2 separate regions of the Homo sapiens genome follow, and region 1 is linked to region 2. A link is a contact called in ENCODE Hi-C data. All regions are on one chromosome and are shown on one strand. Each heading gives the region's core, a stretch centred on a gene start or an enhancer-like site at or near the end of the contact. The rest is flanking DNA. Distances are from core to core; before and after follow the strand shown. Region 1 has its middle 140 kb from the start of HDAC9. Region 2 overlaps HDAC9 (histone deacetylase 9).

What was found. A loop is a pair of places that touch in the nucleus more often than their neighbours do. Pooled maps may share reads with other maps.
Region 1: a map with no recorded cell type shows a loop between it and region 2 (2.5-fold over the local background). The contact joins two enhancer-like sites. A Hi-C loop is called at or near these places in 1 of 168 maps with a recorded cell type or tissue (A673), 1 of 37 single-sample maps with no recorded cell type and 3 of 50 pooled maps.

The regions. Positions count from the first base shown.
Region 1 is chr7:18,355,004-18,357,703 of GRCh38, forward strand. It overlaps a transcript of HDAC9 not described here. Among named protein-coding and RNA genes, the nearest start is that of HDAC9, 140 kb to the right of the region's middle. Within about 2 kb of position 1,253, at least 3 of the 41 ENCODE cell types and tissues checked have a DNase peak (open chromatin) inside an H3K27ac peak, as active enhancers do.
Region 2 is chr7:18,792,038-18,794,737 of GRCh38, forward strand. HDAC9 (histone deacetylase 9) reads left to right here. Exons shown (of 26, transcript NM_178425.4): 17 at 1,308-1,415. Among named protein-coding and RNA genes, the nearest start is that of HDAC9-AS1, 110 kb to the right of the region's middle. Within about 2 kb of position 1,359, at least 2 of the 41 ENCODE cell types and tissues checked have a DNase peak (open chromatin) inside an H3K27ac peak, as active enhancers do.

The sequences.
Region 1 (2,700 bases), core at 3-2,502, 440 kb before region 2:
CAGATCCTCAATCTGCTTATTGTCAGTCATTTTTTCTACCACCAGTTACAAATCCAGTCTTTATTCTCAAACAGAAGTGATGATAATTATCCTTGGTAAAATAACTTTCACATAATGTTGATTGCAGACAGTCACCAAGGGCTATGCTCCAAGTACACTTCTCACCATTTTTATACATGAAATAAAAACTCTTATTATCTCCACTTGTCCATGAGGAAACCAATGTACAGAGAAATTAAGTACCCTTCTCAGGGTTACACAGAAATTCAAGAGCTGGATTTTTACCACAAAGGATGGTTTAGAGCCTCTGGTCTTAACCTTCCAAGAGTCTGGGTTCTTGGGAATCTTCATTTTCAACATAGGCTCTTTATACTACCAGAACTAGCATGTTCTTCAGATATTCAAAACGGAGACTTTTAATAAGTTCATTATTAAAGAAGTGAATAATTTAGGATTAAAAAAATTCTGTTAAAAATGGGTTGCTCATAATTAATGAAGGCAGATATTTAAACCATGAATCCTTTATAAAACCTTGGGATGTGAAAGCTTATTTTGAAATGGACTGTTGGACTGCATGCTAAAAGTATACCCAGAGTGAATTTTCAGAGACATTAGAGACAAATTTAACATCACCCTCAAATCTGTGGAAGGTTAAATATACAGAGTGTGAGACATTGAGAATTAGGCATTTACAGGTACTTTTCCCCAGAGTTTGGTTTGGTGAGGGATTTAACCCCCATTTCGTGACACTGATCAAGGCAGGACATTTTGAAGGAAAAGCACTACAAAAAGGAGGAATTGCCTTGTCATGTTATGAAGCATTTAATTCTAAACTTCTCTGTTTTAAAAACAAAAGAGGCCTATCTATAGATAAACAAAGTAGACTCGTGATTTCCAAGGGCTGGGGCAGGAATGGGTGGGTATTAGCCATAAACTGGCTAGAGGGATCTTACTGCAAGCGATTGAAATGTTCCAAAATTGGATTATAGTGATCATTGTACAATCTGGTTTAAATGAACTTTGAAATCATTGAATTGTACCCTTTAAATGACCAAATTTATGGTATCTAAATATACCTTAGTAAAGTCATTTTTAAAAATGCATGTAAAAAAACTAAAAAAGAAAAAAAGGAAGATCCAGAATTGGGTCTTCAGACAGAATCATTATTTGCATCAAATTCAGAATTTCCCGTACATGATATTAATTTACTTCTCTAATTTGAAGTATGACACTAAATGTAACACGTTAGGTCATACATTTGGCAAAGACAAATTCTTCCTGCCTGTACTTTTTCCTTTCAGTTTTTAATAGGTGGCGCCATTATTCTTTGTAGCCTCTAGAGGGCAGCACATAGGTTTTTTTTTTTTTTTTTTTTTTTTTTTAAAGACAACAAACTTGTAACTCCCAAGCATCAAGAATGCCCAGTTGTTTCAGATGAACTCTCCAATTTTAGTTCATCCTGACGACCTCACAGTGGAGGACCTTCCTATAGTGACTCCTGCGAATGAATCCTCCCTTCCTTCCTGTTAGTTGCTCCCTTTCACCTCTGGCTATTTAATGTCCTTGAAAGATCTTTCAGCTCTCTCTACAGGGGAACATAGGAGTAATTTCAGTTGAAACTTTCACAACCTTTTTCCTTTAGAGAGCTTGATTTTTAGGTAAAGACAATAGTCAGTTAATGAATAAAACCGGTATTTGCACATGGGGGAGGGTTGATGCCCAGGAGATTGTCATAAGAATTCCTGACACAAGTTCTTCAGATCGCATCGGAAGAATCCGGCTATGCCAAAAGATAAATGTAGAGTTCTCCTCAATGTATGAATAACTAGGGATGCAGGATTTAAAATCTATAAGAATTTTTAAAGTTGTAAGACATAAGCATCCTGGTGTGTTTTTTGATTGTTGTTCTTTTCATTTAATTATTTATTATTAGTTTATGTACAGTAGAAGCCAACAAATAAGGGTTGGAAAGGTAAATTAACTAGCATTAAGGTATATACTGAAAGTCATTTTAAGAAATGCCTTACCTCTTCTCATCCCCACGATTAATGGCATTTTCCCTATGATCATTGAATTTTAAAAATACCTGGAAATTTATACCATTCTAGGATCTTATAGAATCTTATAGGATTTATTGGAGTTGATTTTAGTGTAGGAGCCTGAAACAGTTTTAGGTCCCCCTCACTATGTCTTATTGTTACTTCGTTTCTGACATTCTTCCTATATATCCAATCTAATATATATGTGAAAAAGGGTAGACATCAATCAGTATTAAGAAACAATGAGAAATGCCTGAACAGACCTTTAAGCTGTGATTTAAAAAAATCGTATTTGGGTGATCCTAGCAGTTAAATTGACTTTTTCTTTCCTTCTGTCGTCTCTGTTCTCCTTTTTTTTCCTCAGTAAACTTTGATTGCTTGCTAATTGTGTGCTAGGCCTTGTTTGGTTGTTTATTGAGAGAAAGAAATAAAGGAGAAGGGAGAGAACACAAACACAATTTCTGCCCTTGTGGAATTATAGCCAGTATAGGAGACAGACAAAACAGTATATAAACAAAAAATAACAATACATAATTACAGATTGAAATCAATTCTAAGAAAAAAAAGGTCAGTAAGTATATATAACCTTTGGGGCCAACTTTAGGCTAGAGAGTTAGGAAAGAATTTCTGAGGAGGTGAACTTAGGTGGCCCTACCACATA
Region 2 (2,700 bases), core at 109-2,608:
TTATAGGATCTTGATTTTCTTTTATTATGTATGCACTTATTTACTGTTCTCATTTATTATTTTTGTATTCATTGTTCTTGGTAGTATTTAAGTGTGTAAGAACCTCATGAGAAAAAGGCATGTGAATATTCTTAGAAAACTACTTAGTTCACTGTGAATGTGTGTTGTTATTATTTATTGTATTTGTTCCATGTGATTAGGCCCCTTGCATTTAATTCTCTTTTTTTTTTAAAAAAAAAAAAAAAAGCTTTGTTTTATGCAGAATTTCTCCCCTTTGATCCATTTGGGAAGTCTTGCTATTTACAGTCACAAACTTTGTATTCTATTTCCTGGTGCTTCAAATAACTTATGTGTCCTAAAATTAGAGACTTCTACCATCTGGTACTGTTTTTTTATGTTATGAAGTATTTTATATATTAAAAATATAACATATGATAATTATAAACCACCATTGTTGCTCTTTTCATGTATGCATTATTATGTGTTTTCATTGCATTCATGAAAAAGGGTAAACAGCATTTTATAAAGGGAAATCCAGAATATTGGTACATGCTTTGTTTTGATAATAATGTTCTCTAGTAGATAAGCAACCATCTATTTTACTGGCTTATCCAATTTTAACAATACCAGTTTGAACTGAAACAATCTGACAAATTATACTGAAAGTTAGAAATCTTAAGCTTATACTTTGAACATCACATTTCTCCTTGCAATTTGCTGTTATTGTTTTAAGTGTGAGGACCACACACTCCTTCCATTTAGTTGGAGAACCTGACTTGTGGTTGCTACTTTCTACTCCCTGACTGCTGCTGCTACCTGCCTAATAATTGTGTTTGGCTCCCTGTAAACCTGCAGTCAGAAAGGTATTTGAATTTTCCCCCTCTAGCACTTGCAAATCCGATTTTTATGTATAACTAAGTGCTCTTAGTTTTTACTCTATCTACTACTGGGGCCTGGTTTCTAGCAGGCCTGTAACTAAGCCAGATCCGGCCTATGTAATGCTGTTTGTAATGAGAAATCTAAACAGGGAATGGCAGTGAGGCATGGCAGGAATGTGTTTCCATTGGAGAAGTCAGTGTAGAGAAAAAGTATAAGCAAAGCCATGTCCAGAAGGCCTTTTCAGCTGGCCAAGACGGAAGACTAATGTTATTGTACATAGGCTGTTACCCTGCCAGCCCTTCCTCACAGATTTGCTTTCTCTCTCTGTCCCTCTTCCCCTGCGACCTCTTCCCCTTTTACCCCTTTCATCTCTTCCTTCTCTTTCGCTTTCTTCTTCTGTCTTCGGACTCTGCTGACTGTTTGCTCAGGTGGACAGTGACACCATTTGGAATGAGCTACACTCGTCCGGTGCTGCACGCATGGCTGTTGGCTGTGTCATCGAGCTGGCTTCCAAAGTGGCCTCAGGAGAGCTGAAGGTGAGGTCCGGGTTGCATTAAGTGTGGGAAATCCAGAGAAGAAACTGAAACAGAGATGTTGTTATGTGGGAATTGCGGGGAGTGTGGCGTGGTAATAAAAGGAAGGGCAGAAGGAAGAGGGTAGAGATGGCCACTAAGGTGTGATAATAACTCATCTGTAGGCAGGGAGCAGCTCATCCTGCTCTCAGGGCCTTCTTCTGCCTGAGAACACTCTGCAGTCAGGGCCCACCGGTGTGCATGTAAGAGCACAGAGATAATAAGCAAAGCTATGGTTCAGGTAAAAAATACCTTTAGTATATACATGTCTGTCATGCCATCCTGAGATTCTCTTTTGAGGCAATTTTAAAAATATGATTACTGAGAAGTGTGTATAAGCTCAGAATACCACCCAGAGAGAGGGAGGCAGAGAAAGGTAAATACCAGACGGGAAGGATTGGGAGGAGGAAGGAAATTGTTGATTAGAAGGGTAATGATCCAGAGTGTGTTTTTCCATGAAAGAACTTAAAAAATGAGCTATGCTTTATTGTTCTTTTCTTTTTATGGTCTCTTCTTTTCTACATCGTATGAAAAGAACAATGTCCAAACCCCAGCGTTTCCCAGTCTAAACAATTTATAAAAGCTAGAGACCTGACAGACGTTGACATTTTATTTGGTATTTTAACAGTGCTATTTAAAGGTACGCCATGTGCGTCTTGAATGCAGTTACCCCAATAAACTTTGTTGGTGCTAACACGGCCTTTTAATGCACTAGTTCACACACTTCATGACGCAATCTGGGTCGTGATTGATTCGGTATTTTTAGCAATTGCGGGGCTTAGGGAAATATATTATGACCAATAACATATGCACTGTGAGTTTTGTGAAACCAAGATAAAATGTAATTAGGATTACTTTTCTTTATGTCTAGTGAATTTTTATTCAATTACATGGGACTCTTCCAGTTGTGATTAAAAATGTGGAGTAGGAATGTGCACTTCACAATGCAACGTTTGTCCAAGAAGTCTTTACTCTTAACTCTTTAAAGAGTCAGAGCCTACGGAAATATAATTTTGATAGGGTGAGCTCTATTTAAAAAGTAGATGTGCCTGTATATATTTGACATAAGTAGTATTAGGACATTGCTCATCTCAGGGGATATATGGGGTCATTAATGTGGTGCTTACTCTTCAGTCTTTACCTTTGAAAATGAGCAAATAAAAAGAGGAAAGGAATCAGCCTGTGGAGAGGTTTTGGCTATCTCCCAGTAGAACTTGAGGAAAAATTCTTCCTATTTGAGTGCTTGTGT